Linked DNA regions of Homo sapiens: region 1 is linked to region 2. Evidence: chromatin loops called from intact Hi-C (ENCODE). Cell type or tissue: HepG2. All regions are shown on one strand. Links, peaks and the distances in the headings refer to the core of each region. The heading gives the core; the rest is flanking DNA. Region 1 holds the start of DNMBP-AS1 (DNMBP antisense RNA 1). Region 2 has its middle 68 kb from the start of DNMBP-AS1.

What was found. A loop is a pair of places that touch in the nucleus more often than their neighbours do. Peaks named below come from ENCODE experiments on the same cell type or tissue, not always from the same donor. Only the 100,000 strongest peaks of a DNase experiment are listed, where the experiment ranks them.
Region 1: a loop joins it to region 2, with 2.6 times the contacts of the local background. A loop is called at or near these places in 2 of 110 quality-filtered maps.

Annotation. Positions count from the first base shown.
Region 1 is chr10:99,925,787-99,937,248 of GRCh38, forward strand. The region is part of intron 4 of DNMBP (dynamin binding protein); the gene reads right to left. DNMBP-AS1 (DNMBP antisense RNA 1) reads left to right here and starts at 1,419. Exons shown (of 5, transcript NR_024130.3): 1 at 1,419-1,513; 2 at 2,374-2,454. In HepG2, for the core only: no CTCF peak of the experiment used is centred there; DNase peaks (open chromatin) are centred at 2,085 and 5,185; H3K4me3 peaks cover 4,859 bases.
Region 2 is chr10:99,853,696-99,865,157 of GRCh38, forward strand. No RefSeq gene overlaps it. Among named protein-coding and RNA genes, the nearest start is that of DNMBP-AS1, 68 kb to the right of the region's middle. In HepG2, for the core only: a CTCF peak has its summit at 6,138; a DNase peak (open chromatin) is centred at 6,136; H3K4me3 peaks cover 275 bases.

The sequences.
Region 1 (11,462 bases), core at 1,295-9,294, 72 kb after region 2:
TATTACATGCTTACTTTTACTACATAGAATGTAGTATGAAAGTTTTTTCTATTTACTTTTATTTTTCAGAACTGCTGATTGCAACCCCCAAACAGACTTCAAGACCCAGTCATGAGTGGCTACCCATTATTTACAAAAACATGGGATTGTGGCTATATAAGCTTCCTTCCAGTAATAACATAAGAGGCTCCTATTTTGTAGCCTTCCAACCCTGAACCTTTAGCCCTCTCTAGTTTTGTTTAGAGCCCTCTCTAGTTTCATAGTTTTCTCTGTAAGAGCTCTTCATTTAGATATCCTAATATTATTTACATGCAAAACAGGTAACGTGGAATTTGAAACACCAGGTCCCCTTCTCATCATAACCATGTATGTTATTAGCAAGTGCAAAACCCTAGTGCCCACACTTGGTCTAGTAATGGTAGAGTAGCTCACATTGTACTAATCTCCCTACTTATAACTACCAAAAACACTTTACAAGATTTATTTTTTTAACTTTTATTTACTTTTATTTTTCTAGAGATGTGGTCTCACTCTGTCACCCAGGCTGCAGTATAGTGGCATCATCATAGCTCACTATAGCCTCGACCTGCCAGGCTCAAGTGATCCTCCCACCTCAGCCTTCTGACAGATATTTTAAAAAATAACTATATGCAGGCACTGAAAAGCAATCAAAAGCAGGCAGAATTTGGAGGGGATATGACTCAAAACAAGGGAAGCAAACTAGGTAAGATGCACCTGTCTCCAGTCCTCCCCTCAGGGCACTCCCTAGTCTTTTAGGACGCCGGGAAATAAAGCAAAAGAAGAAAGCCCACATGGGGCAATCTTACTGGGCTGAGCAGCCAAAGGTTCCAGTCTGGGGGCTCTGAAGACATTAGCTATTAAGGGGGAAATCCTGGAAAACAGTAAGCCACAGAGAGGAGAGCCCCAAAATCTGTGCAGAAATGCCTCTCAATCCTTCAACTGTGCATGCAGGTGATGAGACTCCAAGGAACCCCGTGGAAAGCTGGAGGCCAGAAGAGCCCAGCAGATAGATCTTCACCAACTGTCTGGCTCTGGGAAGACACAGTTTGAAATTTGAGTCCCTCCAAGTTAGGAGGTTCAATAAACACTTCCAGTTTTCTGTTGAAACCTCCGAAGGGCCACACCTTAGGAATAAGGCCCACCTCTCAGAACTAGAGGTCCACACCCTAGGACTAAGAGCAAACCCCTAACAGACCTGCCCTAAAAAAACCTCAGATGGAGGCCTCAGGAGAATGACTGATCAGGCCGGTGAGAAAGGAAAGCCTGGGGGAAAACTTGGCTTCCTGCCTGGGGGAGAGGCTGGAGAGCAGCCACTGAACAGAGCTCTGTCTCAGATGGAGGAGGGGTGGCAAGGGGAAGACGGGAGAAGAGGAAGGGACAGGACATTCCACTTAGACAATCAAACTTGAAGTGTTTACGGTCTAGGGTAGATGTCCAACAGGGAGCAGGGACTATCAATCTGGAACTCAGAGACGAAACCATGGAGTGACAGGTGGGTGGCGCAACTTATAAAGGGGAAGGGAGGTGGGCAGATAAAACACAAAGAAATGGCCATTTATGAGCACCTACTATGTTCCGGATATGTGACTGTTTTATTTTTCTATCTCATTATGAGAGAGGTATTATCTTCACTTTACAAATTGAGAATCCGAAGCTCCAAGAGGTTAAGTAATTTTTGTCAAGTTAAGGCCATTTAGTAAATGGTGGAGCTGAGATTTGAACTCAGGGCAGACCAACTCTGATGCTTGTTCCTTTGTGTAATTACACAGTGTTCCCTTGTAATATTCAGGAAGGGCAATGGCGTGAGAGAGCTAACAAAGAACGTTAGAATGCTGAAAGATTTCTAGTAAAGACAGAATTTGTTATAGGTCAAGAAGGATATTAGGGGTACAAAAAGGGGTGAACTAAATATGAATATACTTTCAAAAGTTAAGTCCTCAAAGATAAAGAGAGTTGTAGAAATGGAAATGATATTGGGTGGAACCGAGCTGGTTTCAGGGAGATCAGAGGGCACATTACAACACTGCAGAGAGAAGGGTTTCACTCCTGTTAAGTCAAACAGAATAAACACACTTTGATTACAGTTGGGAGGCTTAATACAATAAGGAACTAAACATAGGAAACAAAGTTCACCAAAGGAACAGATGCGGGGGGAAGGGAAGAGGAACAATACAAAAACCAATATAAAGAATCACAGAATCAGACTTTTTTCTTTTTTAGCTGGAAGGAATTTAGAAGTTATCCAGTCCCTATCATTTCAGAGAGAAAATGCACCTAGGAAAAAATGACTAGCTGCTAAAAACCTCAGCCTCCCAACTAAAGCTGGGTTTGGTTTCATTTTTGTCTTTATAGGTGCAGGTTAAGAGCCTGTTAGGTCCAAAATGGTGCCCCAGAAATTCAAGTTAAGTCAAGCCCATGTTGGAAGACCACCAGGTAAACCACCGGCCATCCCAGGACCATAGCAGGCTTATCTTTTCAGTCTGTGGTGGCCCCTAGTACAAATCTAACCAGCCAGCCCATTCTGAAGGAGACCTAGACGAGAAACTTTCTACTTAAGGGGAGGGCATGAGATGGATTTTTCAGATCATTCACATTCTCTGACTAACCTTTATCCTCTGGTCACAGCCTGGACCCCAAAATTGGCCAGAACCAGAAAGGCCGTTTGGCATGAAGACAACATACAGCATACACACACACGAAAGGTTTAACAGAGAGTTCAGTAATTATAAAAATAACACAGTAGAAATAAAGCTCACTTATGAGAACTGAAGAAAAGATATAATGGCAAGAAAGAAAGAACCTCTACATGATAAAAGACTCCTAATATTCTCATTTCACAGACAACGTAGTTAAGGCTCAGTGAGATGAAGTGATTTGAAAGCTAGAAATAATCTTCTGGAATCCACAAGAGTGTCAGTACTCATCATTCACTTAAGATTCCTGAATGTCAAGGAGTGAACAATCTATAAAACAAATCAGGGCTACTCTGGGCACACTGCCTATGGGGTAGCCCTGCTCTGAAAGGAGCGGTAAAAAAAAAAAATTAAAATGAAGGCCTGGCAATGGTGGCTTACACTTGTAATCCCAGTACTTTGGGAAGCAGAGGTGGGTGGTTCGCTCAAGCCCAGGAGTTCAAGATCAGCCTGGGCAACATGGTGAAACCCTGCCCCTACAAAAAAATAAAAAAGTAGCCGGGCATGGTGGCATGTACCCATAGTCCCAGCTACTCAGGAGGCTAAAGTGGGAGGATCTCTTGAGCCCAGGAGTTTGAGGCTGCAGTGAGCCATGACCGTGCCACTGTTCTCCAGCCAGGGGGACAGAATGAGATCTTGTTTCAAAAAAATAAATAAATAAAAATAAAGTCAAGTCTTCTTTTCCATTAATGTCCAAAGAAGTGTAGAGACTGAGAGAAAAAAAAAAAAACATGCCAGGAAAATGAATTTTAGCTTGATGCCCTGATAATAAACTTGCTGCCTCGACAAGATGAACAAAAACATGAAAGTAAGAAAGGAAAGATACTTGAGATTAGAGACATCTGAAAAAACCAGGAAGCGTAAATAAAAGTTCCCATGAGAGCGCTATCCGAATGTTGCATATTTTTAGCACTGTATATATACTCTTGCTCTGTACAATGCCTTCCAAAGTAATTAAATCTCTAAGGTTGTTCTCACTCAAGGTGCACTTGATAAGAAGTTCAGGGCCCGGGCTCCTTAAGAACACAAGTGCTCCTAGTACCTGGTATAACTACCCTTTAAATCTATCTTTATGCTTTATCTTAAGAAGGCTGGCTGAGTTCATACCTTGGGTTTTCTTGCTGTTTTGCACGAACTCTGAGCGCCTCAGGGTGCTGGGTGCTGTGCGGCGGAGGCAACTATTCCTTCTCCAAGTCTCTGGGCCATTTAATTTTTTCTCTTCCTCTAAATGCCAGATGTTCTTCTCTAATGACGAGCTCTGAGGAATCCCCAAATGATGTCCTCCTTGTTCTCCCCTGGTACACTGAGTCTGCAGACCATCCAGAAGGATCCTGCTGCCCCCATGTGCCTTTGTTCTTGGTATGTCAGTGCCATTATACTCCAAATTCTCCATTTGATGGAGAGAATCTGTCCCTCTGGAATTACGAGATTTATATGCACAGTTTGCAAATAAAGCATCATAGCCTTTATTTTCTGTATCAAAATCACCCTGATCCATAATATGAGTCTTTGCTTTGGGATACATGTTGTCATTTTGATGAACATTCCTGTCCCCTTCATGGTATTTGATAAATTCCTTATCTTCATTGACACCATTCGAATCTGAAAAGCTCACAGGCTGACCATCAGGATAACTCCCAGGAACATGATATAAATTGCTGTGTTCTCTACAATAAAAATTAGTTGCCCAACAATCCTCAAGATTATGGTTAACATTCTCATGGTCTATATACCACAACTGAGGTTGACCTAAATTCGCTGAAGAATCATCCAAACCCCTACAGTCAGTCAACTGTTCAGCTTTTTTAGAGTCCTCAGGATTATAATTCAGATTCTTACAGTCTGAGTAGCCATTTGCCTCCCCGTATCCACCAGCTTTCGAGGTCACATCTGGGCTTCTCGTAGGTGAATTATCCTTCGTCCCAGGGCTGAGACTCTCATAATCTACATTTTCTGGACTCCTATAACCATCATGACCTCCGTGGTACACACAGCCCTTTCCACTTTCATGTGCTTCCCCACAGTCCATATAGCTTGGTTCACTCTGTTCAAAATCCCAGTATCCACAATCCCTTTTTCTGTAGGGCTGATGCTGTCCCTTGGCCCAGTACCTGGGATCCAAGTCATTTTCTCTGTAGAGTCCATCCAGCACTGTAAGGTTCCTTTTCCGTACACTCCCGTAGTCTTCATACTCCCAGCTGGAGTCCCAGTGCCTTTTCTCCTCCACTTCCCTTTCTTTTCTAGCCTTCTGGGTTTCACACATATTCTATGTGCTTAAAGACAAAGGTTTTACTATTCTTTTCCATGGGCCTGGGCTGGGCTGTGGACAGGTGCAGTCTAGCCTAAGGCTGGATTTGTCCTGCTTAAAATGTCTCCCAACCATTCCAGACACTCTTCTCGTTGCTCTAGTCGGAGCGCAGTGAGATGTGGAGTTATTTCAACCTCAGGATCCAATCAGCGAGCTACTCTATCTTTCTCCAGAGGCCAGAAGATAATGAGTAACTAGTATGCATGTGATTGGAGTTGCCAGCTTTGTTTGGTGTTTCCCTCAAGCTGGTCAAACTGGCTTGGCTGCTTTACTTGCTGAAGATAGAGGCATTCTGCTACTCCAAAGGTTTTGCAGGAAAAGTCGTGTGAAAGAGAAACAGCACCCCTTTAGAAGTCCAGGTCAGGTCATATATCAGTCTCCCCCGCCTCTTTAATCCTTTAGTAAGCCACCAGGGGTATAAACAAGTGCTTTCCTTCTCAAGCTGCACCTCCATTCCCCATCCTCCAAGTCCACCTTTCTAATCCTTGAACATCTGAAACCTTTCAGGACTTCATCCCTTAACTTAGAGTCAGGACTCTTCTGACTGCTTTGCTTTTCTGGAATTGAAGTCACCAGTTAGTGTACACTCCAATCGCAAGCTGCTGAAGCTCCCACCTGCAGACAGTTAGTCATACGACTGAAGGAAGAAAAAGTACTTCCTTTTACTTTGATCTGGTGAGTAGGTGATTTTATAGCGTAAACATTCTTCCCAGAATGGAGTTAGGTATGCTTTCACATTTTCCCAGATACTTGTCATGCCAGGGAAGCATCAAAAACATTCATTTCTTAAACCTCTTTTCTAGTTAATTCATACAACATATTTAAGAAGTCGAAAATGAGGCCAGAAATCAAAAAGGCAGGTAAATGGCTATTTAAATCAACAAATATTAGATGGTTACCTATCATAGAGGAGGCATTGTGGAACAGAAAAAGACAAACAAATTAGTCCCTGCCTCTTACAATGCAGAAGCAACACGCTTAAAGAAAGATCTAATGTGATAAGTGCTATGGAGCAAAGACAAACAGCAACAGCACCAAAGCAAAGTCCCTGGCATGGCAAGTGGAGGCTTCAGGGAAGCGGTTGGATGTGAACAGTGACTTCTAGGAGAAGCAGGATCTCTGCAGACTTCACATATGGAGCACTAAGAAATGGGGAATCATCTGAAGGATATAATACGTGGAAAATAAGAGAGGAGGCTGAAGAGATAGGTTGGGGTGGACCCCAGAGGATGTCAATGACATTTATTTTATTCAATGGAAAGCAAAGAGTCATGAGGTTTTTGAGCAGGGGAAACACATGCTAAGAGACAGGCCTTAATAAGATTACTCTTTTAGCTGTCTGGTCATTTCTTAGATATCTAGGAATGATTCCTTGAACTTTAATCCTTATTTGTGAAATAATATCCAGAACCCTGAGGAAAACTGCCTTATATGCTTTGTTAATAATTACATGTTTACTCTTGGGTAACTACTAATTCTCTCTGGAACTCAATCTACCCATCAATAAAATGAGGCAGTTGGCCACAATGACTCCTCGGATTCCCCCAGCATGTTTCTAGATCACCTGCCCCCTCAAACAAAAGGCCAATAAAAAACAAATTGACCAGTGGTATTCATCAGTCAAAGCACATGTGTTGTAAATTTGTGATGCCATGAATGTGAGCTCTCAGGAAAGAAGTTCTGACATGGCTCGTATGGAAACCTGAATAAAATACTCTACGTGGTCAGGCTGCATAAAGCACATAGTTCCCCTGGCATTTAGAGACAGCCCAAAAGGAGTCCGTGAGGAACCCAGGACTGCAGTCAGACTGCTCATATCCGATTCTAAGAAGACCTGCACTCCTTTTTACCATTTTATTCCTAATGCATTTCCTGTTCAAATAAAAAATCCAACCAGAGGAAACAAGCAGTGTGGCTGGGATTAATTGTGCATGAGTCAAAGGCTCAGGCTGACCCTAAGGGTCACCACACTTCCTATTTTTCTGTTCTCAAAATCTGGTCTTGCTCGTGCAGGAGTTCCTCATATTGGCATTTCAGAAGTCTGGGAATGACCACTAGTTATTCTGGAGATACCAATCTAATGGAAAAAGTGATCCGTTCCTAAGGAATCACCTAGGATCCCAGGGGAATAGCTTGTATGACTCTTTCTGATGAAAAACAGAGACTTACGGTTCAGTAACAGGGCTATAAAACAGGGGCATTGAGGCAGAATATGGTGACCCACACCTTTAATCTCAGCAGTTTAGGAGGCCTAGGTGGGAGGATCACTTGAGCCCAGGAGTTTGAGGCCAGCTTGGGCAACAAATGAGACCCCATCTCCACAATAACAAAAAAAAAATTAGCTGGGCACAGTGGCACACACCTGTAGTCCCAGCTACTCAGGAGGCTGAGGCAGGAGGATTGCTTGAGCCTGGGAGGTCAAGGCTACAATGAGCAGTGATTGAGCCACTGCCCTCCAGCCTGGGTAACAGACTGAGACCCTGTCTCAAAAAATAATAATAATCAAATGAATTTTAAAATAAAAGGGGTATTGAACTAAATAATCTCTAAAGTACTTTCCAGGTTCTAAGTTGTGTATGTTTTTGAAGATTCACCTTTACTGTGTAGAAATAACCAATAAAATAGCAATCCATCAGGTAATAAAGCTTATCAAAACAGTTACCCTGTTGAAAATAGACAGGAAAACAAGCTTTATTATATGGGTTCAGGGGGATCTGGCAAAAAAGGAAAATAGCATAATTCTACAGCTTTAAGAAAGCCAGTTGATTTCAAAGCCAGCAGAGTGGGAGTTATGGCACGCTTTTATTCTTCCCCTTCACCAAGAGGCCCATTGTGTCTGAACAGCAGTCAGTCACCAGTGCATTCCCTCTGTGTTCTCGATGGATGGCCTTAGGGCCAGAGGGGGAAAAATCACTTGTTGTTGTTTTTGTTTTTTTGTTTTTTTTTGAGACGGAGTCTCGCTCTATCACTCAGGCTGGAGTGCAGTGGCGCGATCTTGGCTCACTGCAAGCTCCGCCTCCCAGGTTCACACCATTCTCCTGCCTCAGCCTCCGCAGCAGCTGGGACTACAGGCGCCCGCCACCATGCCCGGCTAAAGTTTTGTAATTTTAGTAGAGACAGGGTTTCACCGTGTTAGCCAGGATGGTCTCAATCTCCTGACCTCATGATCCCCCTGCCTCGGCGTCCCAAAGTGTTGGGATTACAGGCGTGAGCCACTGCGCCCAGCCTTGTGATTTTTTAGGACCCCAACTTCTGACCAAGGGATAGGGAATCATAAGTTAAAGGAATGCAGAAATACAGGACCAAGACCCTATTTTTGGGGAACACTGAAACCAAATAATATCAAATTTGTGAAAATGTTGGGCACCTCTCTCTAAGTCTAAAATCTTAGGTGCTGTATAGTATATAAAAATACCAGTGTCAGAATTCATGATGTAGACAATAATTTCTTTTCTAGGCTATAGACAGCCAAGATGAATGTGAGCTTCTAAGGTTTTTTAGAGAAGCAAGCCTAGGTTTCAGATGGAGAGACAGTGTAACTGGAGTAAGGCTTTGGGGTTAATAATGATGCGGCTTCATAACAATAAAAACCTCCTTGTGTGGAATAGGGTCTCATATCATAGGTGAGATAATATTGGATAGTTGGAGAAGGGGAAAGTTGTGACTGGATAATCATGAATGTAAGTTTGCTTTGGGGTGAAAGCATAAGTCTTTTGGTAGCTCAGTAAACCTCTACAGAGAGTGTCCAGAGCAAATTTATTTTTTATATATTTTGGGTAATAAGAATAGGATTACTGAGGAAGAAGCCATTAGCAGTAGGCTCCTTGTGCTTCATGGTAAAAGTTTGGCCCGGGGAGGGAGATGGTAAAACTGGTACATTTGTAATCTTGATTTGTCAGGAATCATTTGGTAGACGTGAGGAAATAATGCGTGGGGACAAGATTTCAAAGGGTGAGATGGTGGGAATTGGACCAGGGTCGTAGCATAGAGCAATTAGTAGAAGGAAGAGGCCGGGCACAGTGGCTCATACCTGAAATCCCAGCACTGTGGGAGACTCAGGCGGGTGGATCACTTGAGTCCAGGAGTTCGAGACCAGCCTGGGCAACATAGTGAGACCCTGTCAAAATAAAAATTAGGTATGGTGGCGCATGCCTGTAGTCTCAGCTACTTAGGAGGCTGAGGTGGGACAATCAGTTGAGCCCGGGTGGTCAAGGCTGCAGTAAGCCATGATTGCACCACTGCACTCAGCCTTGGTGATAGGGTGAGACCCTGTCTCCACAAAAAAAAAAAAAAAAAAAAAAAAAAGAAAAGAAAAAGGGAAGAAATATTTTGAAAGAAGGAATTAGAAGAAAAAAGGAAATGAGCAGCAGAAGTCAGTTTGGAAAGCAGAATGTAATGAATTTATTTGGGAGTTGGAGTTGAAGAATCATCATCATTAGCAAATGAACATCAAGTGCTTGCCATGCAAAAGGCATCATACCAGACTCTTGAGATACCAAAGAGAAGGTGGTACCTACCATTAAGGAACTGTAACCTACTTGGGAATATAAGACAGACTTAGTTTTTTTTTTCTTATTTACTTTATTTTACTTTTTAGAGACAGGGCCTCTCTTTGTCACCCAGGTTGGAGTGCAGTGGTCCGATCATAGTTCACTGTAGCCTTGAACTGTTGGGCTCAAGCAGTCTTCCCACCTCAGCCTCACGAGTAGCTGAGACTACAGGCAATAGCCACCTTGCCTGAGTAGACTTAAATTTTTTGTTGTTGTTGTTGTTGAGATGGAGTTTTGCTCTCGTCACACAGGCTGGAGTGCAATGGTGCAACCTCAGCTCACTGCAACCTCTGCCTCCCAGGTTCAAGCCATTTTTCTGCCTCAGCCTCTCGAGTAGCTGGGGTTATAGGCATACACCCTGCCGCCCGGCTAATTTTGTATTCTTAGTAGACACAGGGTTTCACCATGTTGGCCAGGCTAGTCTTGAACTCCTGACCTGAGGTGATCCTGCGCACCTCGGCCTCCCGAAGTGCTGGGATTGCAGGCGTGAGCCACCGCACCTGGCCTAATTTTTTTTTAAATCAAGAGCATATAAAAATCAAGAGCATAAAAGATAACCCGGTTTTCCAATGTGCTTGACTATAAAATGACCCATAGGATTTTGCCAGGTGCTTTGCTACCCAGATCTTATTTTACCTAGGCCAGGTGCATTCCTTGAACACCTCTGACTTGGGTACTGAGTGAGAAGGAAATTTTAACTATAAAAGTATAGGTAAGATTAACTTTAATCTAACTGTAAGATTAAAATAATCTACAAGTGAATAGCTTATAATCAGATAATCAAGAGTTTGTTATAAAACAATTGATGATAAAATTAGAGTAATTTTTTCAAAATTAAATCATAAATCATATAGAACTGAATTTTAATTTCATTTTTCCAGAAACATATACTGTGCTCTTATCCTTTCTTTACCTCAACTTCTTCTACAATAAGACAGATGCTAACTGTTCAGCTTACATTTTGTGAGGATAACCTGAAAATTGGTTATTTTCAAAAACAAAAGTGGTGATTATTGGTACCTTCTTTTAAGATCTCATTATAATATATTTTCAGGATAGGGACAGTTCAAGAAGGCCTCTGGAGAACATGATTGAACATTCATTGCCCATACCCTTCATCTCCAACAAAGAACCCTTTACTGAAGATTTCTTTTTTCTTTTTTTTTTTTTTTTTGAGACACGGTCTCACTCTGTTGCCCAGGCCGGAGTGCAGTGGTGCCATCACAGCTCACTGCAGGCTCAAACAATCCATGTTTCTATTTTCCCTCACAACTTATTTTTGCTTTCCTCAAATACTTGATGTGCTATTACGTGCCTTTTGGATTCTTTACTGACTTACTGAATAAGCCTTTATTTATTTACTGGAGTTAGGGTCTTGCTCTGTTGCCCAGGCTGAAGTGAAGTGGTATGATCTAAGCTCACTGAAGCTTTGAACTCCTGGGCTCAAGGGAGCCTCCCACCTCAGCCTCCCTAGTAGCTGGGACTACAGGCATTTGTCACCATGCCCAGCCAAAATGAAACTCTAGATTGTCAAACCTTCTTTTATTTCTTATTCTTTGAGACAGAGTGTTACTCTGTCACCCAGGCTGGAGTGCAGTGGCATGATCTTGGCTCACTGCAACCTCTACATCTCCAGGGTTCAAGAGATTGTCCTGCCTCAGCCTCCCAAGTAGCTGAGATTACAGGTGCCCGCCACCACGCCCAGCTAATTTTTATATTTTTCAGTAGAGACGGGGTTTCACCATGTTGGCCAGGCTGGTCTTGAACTCCTGAACTCCTGACCTGATCACTCCTCAAGTGATCCGCCCACCTTGGCCTCCCAAAGTGCTGGGACTACAGGTGCACCAGACCCAAACGAACCTCTATATTGTCAAAACTTCTGATGTCCAC
Region 2 (11,462 bases), core at 1,566-9,565:
AATTAGCATTTTAAGATTAATACAATACAATACCTGTAAAGCTCTATAAGAGCTAAGTCATGTCCTTTATTTCTGCTATTGATCCTTGTTCTTTTTTCCTGATTGTTCCAGTCTGTATTGCTCTTTTAATCCAATATCATCGTCATCATCATCAGCATCATCATCATCATCATCACTTCCCTTATCTCTTTTTCTCAACTATTTCACTGCTAGGTAGCTAACTACTGTTTTTACCATCTATTCTTTCTAATCATTAGAATTTCAAAAAACTGCTTTTTCCTTTTTTTTAGTGGTGTTTTTAAAATTTATTTATTTATTTTTTAGTGTTTATTTTGAAAGCACATTCCATACACGCGTACTTTCCAACTTGCTTCTTAAATGAGTTTTTAGATATAGAGCATTTAGAGGGGCAGGAGGAACTTTGGAAAACAAAGGAACTATTTACGCTGACTGCAGAAGCCAGAGAAATGCAAGCTAGGTAAAGCACCAACAGTAAAAGTGAAACTAAAGGAGAAGCCTGATATTTTCTCAATTTGTTTCTCAAACAAAATGGTCCAGGCTGATGTCGATATAGTTATCACCAGAGAACTTTGAAGATTATCAGCCATCACTTATTTATTTAGCTTCCAGTAAATGTCTGACACTGTGCCAAAAATTTTTTAAAAGCTATCTAGGGCGGGTGCTGTGGCTCACACCTGTAATCCCAGCACTTTGGGAGGCTGAGGTGGGTGGATCACCTGAGGTCAGGAGTTCGAGACCAGCCTGGCCAACATGATGAAACCCCGTCTCTACTAAAAATACAAAAATTAGCCAAGCATGGTGGCACATGCCTGTAATCACAGCTACTCTGGAGGCTGAGGCAGGAAAATCACTTGAACCCGGGAGGCGGAGGTTGTAGTGAGCCGGGATCACGCCATTGCACTCCAGCCTGAGCAACAGAGCAAGACTCCATCTCAAAAAAAAAAAACAAAAACAAAAGCTACCTAATATAAACTAAATAAAGATTACTTTCCATTGTGGCCTAATTAATAACCCTTTCACAAGCTTTATTTCACTTACCGATTTCAGGGACAATTTTAGATAACTACCTAAAACCTATACATTCCCAAATTCCACCATATCTTCACTGTTTTTCACTGATCTTTTGGGCACTTTCTGTGCCCTTCCCAATTCTTCTGGGTGCATGGAATCATAGTGTTCAGAAGTAAAGGTGCCTATGCCCATCGTTAGGCTACTATCTCTCAGTTTCAAACCTACCCTTTTAGATTTTGCTCTGTGATGCTGGGACTTATAAGTCTCATTTCTGCTTTGCCAACTATTCCTATTAAGTTCTGACAATAGGAGGTGCTGGAGGGACACTGGACGCAGCCTGGATGAGGAAGAAAACGTGCTCCTTCTCGTTGGCTCTGTTGCTATTAGCATCACTCTAACAGTTTCTCTGCAGCAGCAGTTCTCACAAGTAGCCACATTGATTTTAGTTTGCAGTTTTTCAACATTCACAGAAAGTGTCGTCAGGCCCAAAACCAACACCAGCTGAGCAGCGTCCCCTTTTTCAGAAGCAATAAACAGACTGAAAGAAAACAAACTAATTTTACATTGATACATTGGCACAAACAGGAAGAATAAGTCTATAAAAATATAAAGAATAAACCTATAAGAATAAACCATCAGGCCTACATTTCTGGCAGAATAATTTTGCATAAGCACTTTTGGAAACATCCTCAGAATAAATTTGTCCTGTTTATATAATAGAATGAGAATACATTTAACCACAAATGCATACCGATCATGAATTTATTTTAGAATTAGCAAACAATATTGTACAAACATTGGTATTTAAATCTCTAAGCTCCTGCAACTTAGATTTAGTTAGCAAAGACTATATTCTACTCTGAGTTTGGTCTTCCACATGGACTAGACACTAGACTGGTTTTTTGAAAGGTTTCATATTGTTCGAAAATACCATAAGTAGGCCAGGCACAGTGACTCACACCTGCAATCCCAGCACTTTGGGAGGCCTAGGCAGGCCGGAATGCTTGAGCGCAGGAGTTCGAGACCAGCCTGAGCAACAAAGTAAGACCCCGTTTCTATAAATAAATAAAAAAAAATACAGAAAGTTAGCCAGGTGTAGTAGTGCATGCCTGTAGTCCCAGCTACTCAGGAGGCTGAAGTGGAAGGATCGCTTGAGCCCAGGAAGTCGAGGTTGCAGTGAGCTGAGATCACACCACTCCATTCCAGCCTGGGTGACAGAGTGGGACTCTGTCTCCAAAAAAAAAAAAAAGAAAACATCATAAGTAAAAGATTGTAAAAATGCATAAAACAATTGGCTGTAAAAAGCACTCCATTGTCATAGCCCTCCTTTTAATTTCATATGCAAGTAGTTAGTTATGCTGTAGAATTTAACTGTTACAATATAAAAAGCAACTATTTATGGAAAAAGTAGAAAAAAGGAGAAAATGGCCAGGTGCAGTGGCTCACACCTGTAATCCCAACACTTTGGGAGGCTAGGCAGGAGGATCATTTGAGCTCAGGAGTTCAAGACCAGACTGGGAATATATGTATGGCAGTGTTTCTTTAAGGTAAATGAACATAAAAATAGAGTTTCAGGAAGAGAAGAAAAACTAGGCTAGTTTGGTTCTTACTGAATTTTGAAAATGAACTACAATAGAGCTCCTTCTTCAATTCTAACAATCAAGGCCTTGGTCACCATATTGGTAATCTCTTGATTAATCCTCTTGATTCTCACTTGATTTCCATCTGGCGATTATGCCTGACAAACACTATCACGGATTTCGGATCCATCTGCCCTGTTCCTTGGCAGCCATCTTTGGGACAATTACTTGCTGCTCAAGCCTGGAGACCAGGGTTGTCCAATCTTTTGGCCTCCCTGGGCCACACTGGAAGAAGAATTGTCTTGGGCCACATATAAAATACACTAACACTAATGATAGCTGATAAGCTAAAAAAAAAAAAATCGCAAAAAAAATCTGATTATGTTTTAAGAAAGTTTACAAATTTGTGGTGGGCCACATTGAAAGCCATGGGCCACATGCGGCCCACAGGCCATGGGCTGGACAAGCTTGCTATAGACACTCGTTCTTCTCTGGGAAACAACTTGGTTGTCAGAAGATTGTGGATAGCACTGGTTGTACTATTAGCTCTGGTCACAGGTATTGCTCTTGATACCTGGTGCTAAACAATAGCTTTGCCTGGCTGCTTCTTTTTTAGTGCTCATCTGCGGACACCTGTGGTCTGGTTTGTCAGGGTTTGCATTCTGGTAATATAAAGGTAGCTTCTGGTATAATAAATATTTGCCTGGTTGACACAATTATTAGGTCCAATCTGTAAACCAATTACTCTTTGGCCAGCTTTTCATTGTCCTTAATCCAACAGTCTAATTTCTCTGCAAACTTGACTCCAATGTTAATGGTTGAACAGAATTCTTTTATTTTAGTTGGACCTAGAGTAGGGGTATGGCTCTAGGGCCAAATTTGCCCTGCTACCTGTTTTTGCACATAAAGTTTTACTGGAACACATCCATGCTCCTTTGTTTCTTTGCCATCTGTGCCTGCTTTCATGTTACAATACAGAGTTGAGGAATTGGCCCACAAAGCCTAAAATATTTACTATCTGGCCCTTTAAGAACAGGTTTGCTGACCACTGCTCTAGAGCCACCAATGTAGCCTGGACTGGGTCACGATTCCATGCTCAAAAAGACTATTTGCTGGCCGGGCGCGGTGGCTGACGCCTGTAATCCCAGCACTTTGGGAGGCTGAGGTGGGCGGATCACCTGAGGTCAGGAGTTCAAGATCAGCCTGACCAACATGGAGAAACCCCGCCTCTACTAAAAATACAAAAAATTAGTCGGGCATGGTGGTGCATGCCTGTAACTCCAGCTACTCGGGAGGCTGAGGCAGGAGAATCACTTGAACCCGGGAGGCGGAGGTTGCCGTGAGCTGAGATTGTGCCATTGCGCTCCAGCCTGGGCAACAAGAGCAAAATCTGTCTCAAAAAAAAAACAAAACAAAACTATTTGCCTTTAAAATGTCATGTGGCTTCACACCTGTGATAGAATAATGGTCCTCAAAAATGTCCACATCCTAATCCTCAAAGCCTGTGAATATGCCACCTTCCCTGGAAAAAAGGACTTTCACTGATGTGATTAAGTTAAGGGTCTTCAGATGGGGAGAGCACCGTGGATTGGCCAGGTGGGCTCAATGTAAACACAGCGTTCTTATAAAAGAGGCAGGACAGTCGGAGTGAGAGCGTGCTGCGATGACGGACGGAGTGAGACAGTTGAAGGTGCCACGCTGCTGGCTTTGAAGATGGAGGGAGTGGCCGCAAGCCAGGATATGCAGACCTTAGGAATCGGAAAAGGTAAGGAAATGAATTCTCCCCTGGAGCATCCATGAGGAACCAGCCCTGCCAACACCTTGACTTTAGCCCGGTGAGACTAATTTTGAATTCTGACCTCCAGAATGCTGAGATAAATTTGTTTTCAGCCACTAAATTTGTGGTAACTTGTTCCAGCAATAGGAAACTAATAAAAGTAAGCCCAGGTAGCTGTGATAAAACTGCCACAGTTCTTCAGCTAAAGTCAGTTTAATGACAATTCATGGATCTTCTTCATTAAATCCCACTGTAGTTTGAGTATGTAGAGGGTCATGCTGCCTTTTAAGCCCAGCTAAAAGTTGGTTGCAATACTCGTGCCTGGCATCCCTTCTATCAAATTGCAAAAATCTTATTCAGTTTGAACAGAGTTGCGGGTATTTTCTTGGTCTCAACTGAAGGCTGTAGTGAGGGCTCTTGTCAAAGTGAGTCCTGTTTTTGACGACAGCAGATTGAGAATTTCTCACCCTCAGCTTTCCTAATTCTGGACCTCTGGGGTGGTTGCTGTGAGAAATGCTTGGTGAGATGCCGAGGTGTGGTGGTTCACAGGCATTGCTGTGTGCCGTGGTCCTGCTCCGTCTAAGGACCTGTCAGGGTGGCTGCAGGGTCTCACCCACCTGACTGCTCCCCAGAAATGTTTCCAGAATGAATACATTGCCGAGACTCTAACCAGAGGCTTGCTCCCTTCCACCACCACCCCACAGCCTATCGCTGGGAAGGCACTAATTCTGCCCCTCTCTGCTTGAGGGTCATCTCTTGAGTGTTAAGGCGTAGGTATCCCTATGTAGCTTGCAAAATCTGCAACTTGTGGAAAACTCCTTTCTTGACATATGTAAAATACTAATGCTGACCTGCACCAACAATTGCAGCAAAGTTCTAGCAGAGGCTGTGGGACATAAGCCAGGGGCTCAGACAGATCGGAGTCCACTGCCCCTGCTCTGAAGCACTGGGTGATCTGCTACACATGGCAAAGGTAAAACCGTGAAGACTTCAGCAGTATCATGTACCACCAGGCGGGAGAGTTTAATGCCCCGTGAGTTATGTGGCGACCAGAGAGGGGATTTAGCATGAAGTATTTAAAGCTGGAGGTTTCTCGGTCCTCAAGCATAAGGTTCTGCAAATGAAACACAGTTCAGAGCACAACTGTTAAGGCCCGTTTGTACTCCTGACCCTGAACTAACACCCTCATCAACAGAATCCAAGCTTCACAATTAACTAAAATGGGGTGACACAAAATTCAATCCTTATTGAAACTGAGCTCCTCTGGAGCTCACATTTCATGAAAGTTTGTGGACATCATCTCACTGGATTCTCACATCTCATTGGATCTGTTCCTGAGAGGAAGAGATATCTATACACAATAATCAGAGGGGAGGCCCCATATCTATGTTTACACGATAGGTTCCCACCATCAGTCCCTGTCGTGGGACTCGTGGATGAAAGCACAACTGAAGAGCTATTTCCAGACAGAAGGGGAGAAAAATCAGGAGGTAAGCCAGCAAGCTGGATTTAAGAATTTTCTTTGACATTTCCTTCTAGAGTGTCTGAAACATCTGACACCCTCTCCTTCCTTGGTTTTTGTAAATTCTGCTTTTCTGACAGCAAAAAGTCCTACTTTAAAAAGTTGTCTAAACAGGTGCTTCTCAAACTTTAATGTGCACACAAGTCACCTGAGGATCTTGTTAAAATAGACTTTGATTCAGTAATGCTGTGGAGGTGGGCCCCTTGCAGTTCCAGCGAGCTCACAGGTGGTGGCGATGGCAATGCTGCCGGCCTAGAGACCACTTTTTTTTTTTTTTAAGAGGTGGGTTCGGGTAGGGCTGGGCACGGTGGCTCACACCTATAATCCCAGCACTTTGGGAGGCCAAGGCAGGCAGATCACCTGAGGTCAGGAGTTAGAGACCAGCCTAACCATCATGGGGAAACCCTGTCTCTACTGAAAATACAAAATTAGCCAGGCGTGGTGGCACATGCCTGTAATCCCAGCTACTCGGGAGGCTGAGACAGGAGAATTGCTTGAATCCGAGAGGCGGAGGTTGCAGTGAGCTGAGATCACACCGTTGCACTTCAGTCTGAGCACCAAGAGCCAAACTCTGTCTCAAAAAAAAAAAAAAAAAAAGTGGGTTCTTGCTGTTGCCCAGGCTGGGATGCAGTAGTGCCATCATAGCTCACTGCAGCCTCGAACTCCTGGGCTGAAGGGGATACTCCTGCCTCAGCCTCCCAAGCAGGTGGGATTAAGGGCTTGAGCCACGGTGCCTGGATCTGCAGGTCACATTTTAAGGAGGAAGAGCCTAGAAGACATCTGGTATTTAAAACAAAACTCATCTTTTTTTTTTTAATTATCAAAAATGATTTCTTTGAGATGAAGTAACTACATAGATTTTGCAGTACTATGGAATACTTACATTTAAAGTTGCAAACACAAAGACTCATCTTGTAAACTTGCTCCCGTCCCAGTTATCTCCCTTGTGCCTGTGATTCCATTATTCAGTTTCATATTTTTGATAGATGCTGATTTTTTTCCATTCTCAATCTTATGCCCGAATCAGTTGATTTCTTTTCCCCATTCATTGGCTTTTCCTGCCTTTGGTCTGTTCTCCCTCCACAGCAGCCTGTTGCTATTTAGCACTTTTTTTTTTTTTTTTTTTTGAGATGGAGTCTTACTCTGTTGCCCAGGCTGGAGTGCAATGGCGTGATCTCGGCTCACTGCAAGCTCCGCCACCACTACGCCCAAATAATTTTTTGTATTTTTAGTAGAGACGGCGTTTCACCATGTTAGCCAGGCTGGTCTCGATCTCCTGACCCCATGACCCTCCCACCTCGGCCTCCCAAAGTGCTGGGATTACAGGCATGAGCCACCATGCCTGGCTGCTATTTAGCTTTCTTAAAACAGGTCATCCCCTTAAAAACTTATGGGAGTTGATTACCTCACTCCTCAAATTGAAATTCCTTGATTTGGACCTCAAACCTCTCCAATGTATTGTTTGTGTCAGACAATGTTGTAGCATTCTTTTTTTAATGGACCCAAAAAATGTACATATTTGTGTACATGTTTTAAAATACGTATGCTGTAAAATGGCTAAATTGAGCTAATCAACATAGGCACACCCCATATGCTTTTCGTTTTTTTTGTAGTGAGAACACTTAAAAATCTCAACGATTTTTAGGCCAGGCACGGTGGCTGACACCTGTAATCCCAGCACTTTGGGAGGCCGAGGTGGATGGATCGCTTGAAGTCAGGAGTTCGAGACCAGCCTGGTCAATGTGGTGAAACCCTGTCTCTACTAAAAATACAAAAAAATTAGCCAGGCATGGTGGCACATGCCTGTAGTCCCAGCTATTCGGGATGCTGAGGCAGGAGAATGGCTTGAACCCTGAGGGCAGAGGTTGCAGTGAGCCAAGATTGCACCATTGCACTCCAGCCTGGGCCACAGAGCGAACCTACGTCTTTTTAAAAAAATAAAAAATAACAGTGATTATTCAATATAATACATTAGGTATAGTTGCCATATTGTTTGATAAGTGTCTTGAACTTACTCCTGTCTAACTGGAATTTTAAATTCTTTGACCAGCATCTACCAACCCCTACCTCACTCCCCCAGTGCATCGTAACCACCATTCTATTCTCTGCTTCTGTGAATTCATTTTTAGATTCTGCATATATATGACATCACATGTTTGTCTCTCTGTGCGTCGCTTTTTTTTTTTTTTTTCTTGAGATAGGGTCTCACTCCATCACCCAAGACTAGAGTGCAGTGGCACAATCACGGCTCCCTGCAGCCTCGGCCCCTGGGGCTTAGGTGATCCTCCCACCTCAGCTTCCCAAGCAGCTGAGACTATAGGCAAACACCAGTATGCCCAGCTAATTTTTGTGGGGTTTTTTGTTGTTGTTGGTGGTATTTGTTTGTAGAGATGGGGTTTTACCATATTGCCTAGGCTGGTCAAACTCCTAGGCTCAAGCCATCCCAAAGCGCTAGGATTATAGACATAAGCCCCCCTGCCCAGCCCTGCCTGGCTTATTTTAATTAACAAATGTCCTCCAGGTTCATCTAAGTTGTTGCAAATGATAAGACTTCTTCCTTTTTAAGTCTGAATAGTATCCCATTGTGTATATGAACCACAATGTCTTTGTCCATTCATCTGTTGAAGGACATAGGTTGATTCTGTATCTTGGCTCTTGCGAATAATGTTGCTATAAACATAGGAGCGCAGATACCTCAACACAGAGCTCATTTCCTCTGGAATCCCAGTAGTGGGATTGCTGGATCATGTGGTAGTCTTATTTTTAATTTTTTGAGGAATCTACATATTGTTTTCTATAGTGGCTGCACTCATTTACATTCTCACCGACAGAGTGTACAAGGGTTCCCTTTTCTCCACATTCTTTGAGCTATTTTGAAATATAGAATAGACTTTTGTAAATTATAGTCACCCTCCCAGTCTATCAAACCCTAGAGCTTATTTCTTCTATCAAACTGTATATTCGTACCCATGAATCAAGCTCTCACCTCCCTTTCCCCTACCCCTCCCAGCCTCTGGTAACCATTAATCTATTCTCTATCTTCATGAGATCTGCTGTCTCGGCTCCTACATATGAGTGAGAACATGCAATATTTGTCTTCCTGTACTTGCCTCGTTTCACTTAACGATTCTAGTGCCATCATGTTGCTGCAAATGAGTGCCATAATTTTTATGGCTGAATATTCTGTTGTGTATATATCTCCCCAATTTTTTTTTTTTTTTTTTGAGACAATCTTGCTCTGTTGCCCAGGCTGCAGTACAGTGGTGCTATCATGGCTCACTGCAGCCTCTGCCTCCCAGTTTCAAGCAATTCTCCTGCCTCACCCTCCCAGGGAGCTGGGACTACAAGTGTGCACCACCATGGCTGGCTAATTTTTTATTTTTAGTAGAGATGGGTTTTCACTATATTGCCCAGGCTGGTCTCGAGCTCCTGATCTCAGGTGATCCACCTGCCTCAGCTTCCCAGAGTGCTGGGATTACAGGCGTGAGCCACCACGCCCAGCCTGTACCACATTTTTTTGTATCCATTCATCCACTGATGGGCACTTAGGTTTATTCCATATTTCAGCTGTTGTGAATAGTGCTGCAATAAACATGGGAGTGCAGGTATCTCTTTGATATATTGATTTCCTTTCTATTGGATATATACCCAGTAGTGGAATTGCTAGATATATGGTAGTTCTATTTTTTGAGGAATTTCCATATAGTTTTCTATATTGGCTGTACTAATTTATGTCTCATCAACTGTGTACAAGGAATTCCCTTTCTCCACAATCTTGCCAGCATCTGTTACTTCTTGTCTTTGTGTGTGTGTGTGTGTGTGTGTGTGTGTGTGTGTGTGTGTGTGTGTGTCCTTTTTTTAAATTTTACTTTAAATTCTGGGATACATGCGTAGAACATGCAGGTTTGTTACACAGGTATACATTTGCCATGGTGGTTTGCTGCACCTATCAACTCATTATCTAGGTTTTAAGCCCCGCATGCATTAGGTATTTGTCCTAATGCTCTCCCTCCCTTTGTCCCTCACCCCCCAACAGGCCCCAGTGTGTGGTGTTCCTCTCCCTGTGCCTATGTGTTCTCATTGTTCAACTCCCACTTCTAAGTGAGAACATGTGGTATTTGGTTTTCTGTTCCTGTGTTAGTTTGCTGAGAATGATGGTTTCCAGCTTCATCCATGTCCCTGCAAAGGACATGAACTCATACTTTTTTGTGGCTACATAGCATTCCGTGGTATATATGTGCCACATTTTCTTTATCCAGTCTATCATTGATGGGCATTTGAGTTGGTTCCAAGTCTTTGCTATTGTAAATAGTGCTGCAATAAACATACGTGTGCATGTGTTTTTATAGTAGAATGATTTATAATCCTTTGCGTATATACCCAGTAATGGGATTGGTGAGTCAAATGGTATTTCCGGCTCTAGATCCTTGAGGAATTTGCCATGTTGTCTTCCACGGTGGTTGAACTAATTTACACTCCCACCAACAGTGTAAAAGCGTTCCTTTTTCGCCACAGCCTCGCCAGCATCTGTTTCCTGACTTTTTAAATAATGGCCATTCTAACTGGCATGAGATGGTATTTCATTGTGGTTTTGATTTTCATTTCTCTAATGACCAGTGGTGATCTTTTTTTCATGTTTGTTGGACGCATAAATGTCATCTTTTGAGAAGTGTCTGTTCATATCCTTCGCCTACCTTTTTACGGGGTTTTTTTTTTTCTTGTAAATTTGTTGAAGTTCCTTGTAGATTCTGGATATTAGACTTTTGTCAGATGGATAGATTGCAAAAATTTTCTCCTATTCTGTAGGTTACCTGTTAACTCTGATGATGATTTCTTTTGCTGTGCAGGAGCTCTTTCATTTAATTGGATTCCATTTGTCTATTTTGTCTTTTGTTGCCATTGCTTTTGGTGTTTTAGTCATGAAGTCTTTGCCCATGCCTATGTTCTGAATGGTATTGCCTAGGTTTTCTTCTAGGGTTTTTGTGGTTTTGGGTTTTACATTTAAGTCTTTAATCCATCTTGAGTTAATTTTTGTATAAGGTGTAAGGAAGGGGTCCAGTTTCTGTTTTCTGCATATGGCTAGCCAGTTTTCCCAGCATCATCTATTTATTTTATTTTGAGATGGAGTTTTGCTCTTGTTGCCCAGGCTGGAGTGCAATGGCATGATCTCAGCTCACTGCAGCCTCTGGCTCCCAGGTTCAAGCAATTCTCCTGCCTCAGCCTCCTGAGTAGCTGGGATTACAGGCATGAGCCACCATGCCCAGCTAATTTTTTTTTTTTTTTTTTTTGTATTTTTAGTAGAGACGGGGTTTCTCCATGTTGGTCAGGCTGGTCTCTAACTCCCGACCTCAGGTGATCCACCTGCCTCGGCCTCCCAAAGTGCTGGGATTACAGGTGTGAGCCACTGTGCCCGGCCTTCCCAGCACCATTTATTAAATTAGGGAATCCTTTCCCCATTGCTTGTTTTTGTGGGGTTTATCGAAGATCAGATGGTTGTAGATGTGTGGTGTTATCTCTAAGGTCTCTGTTCTGTTCCATTGGTCTATATATC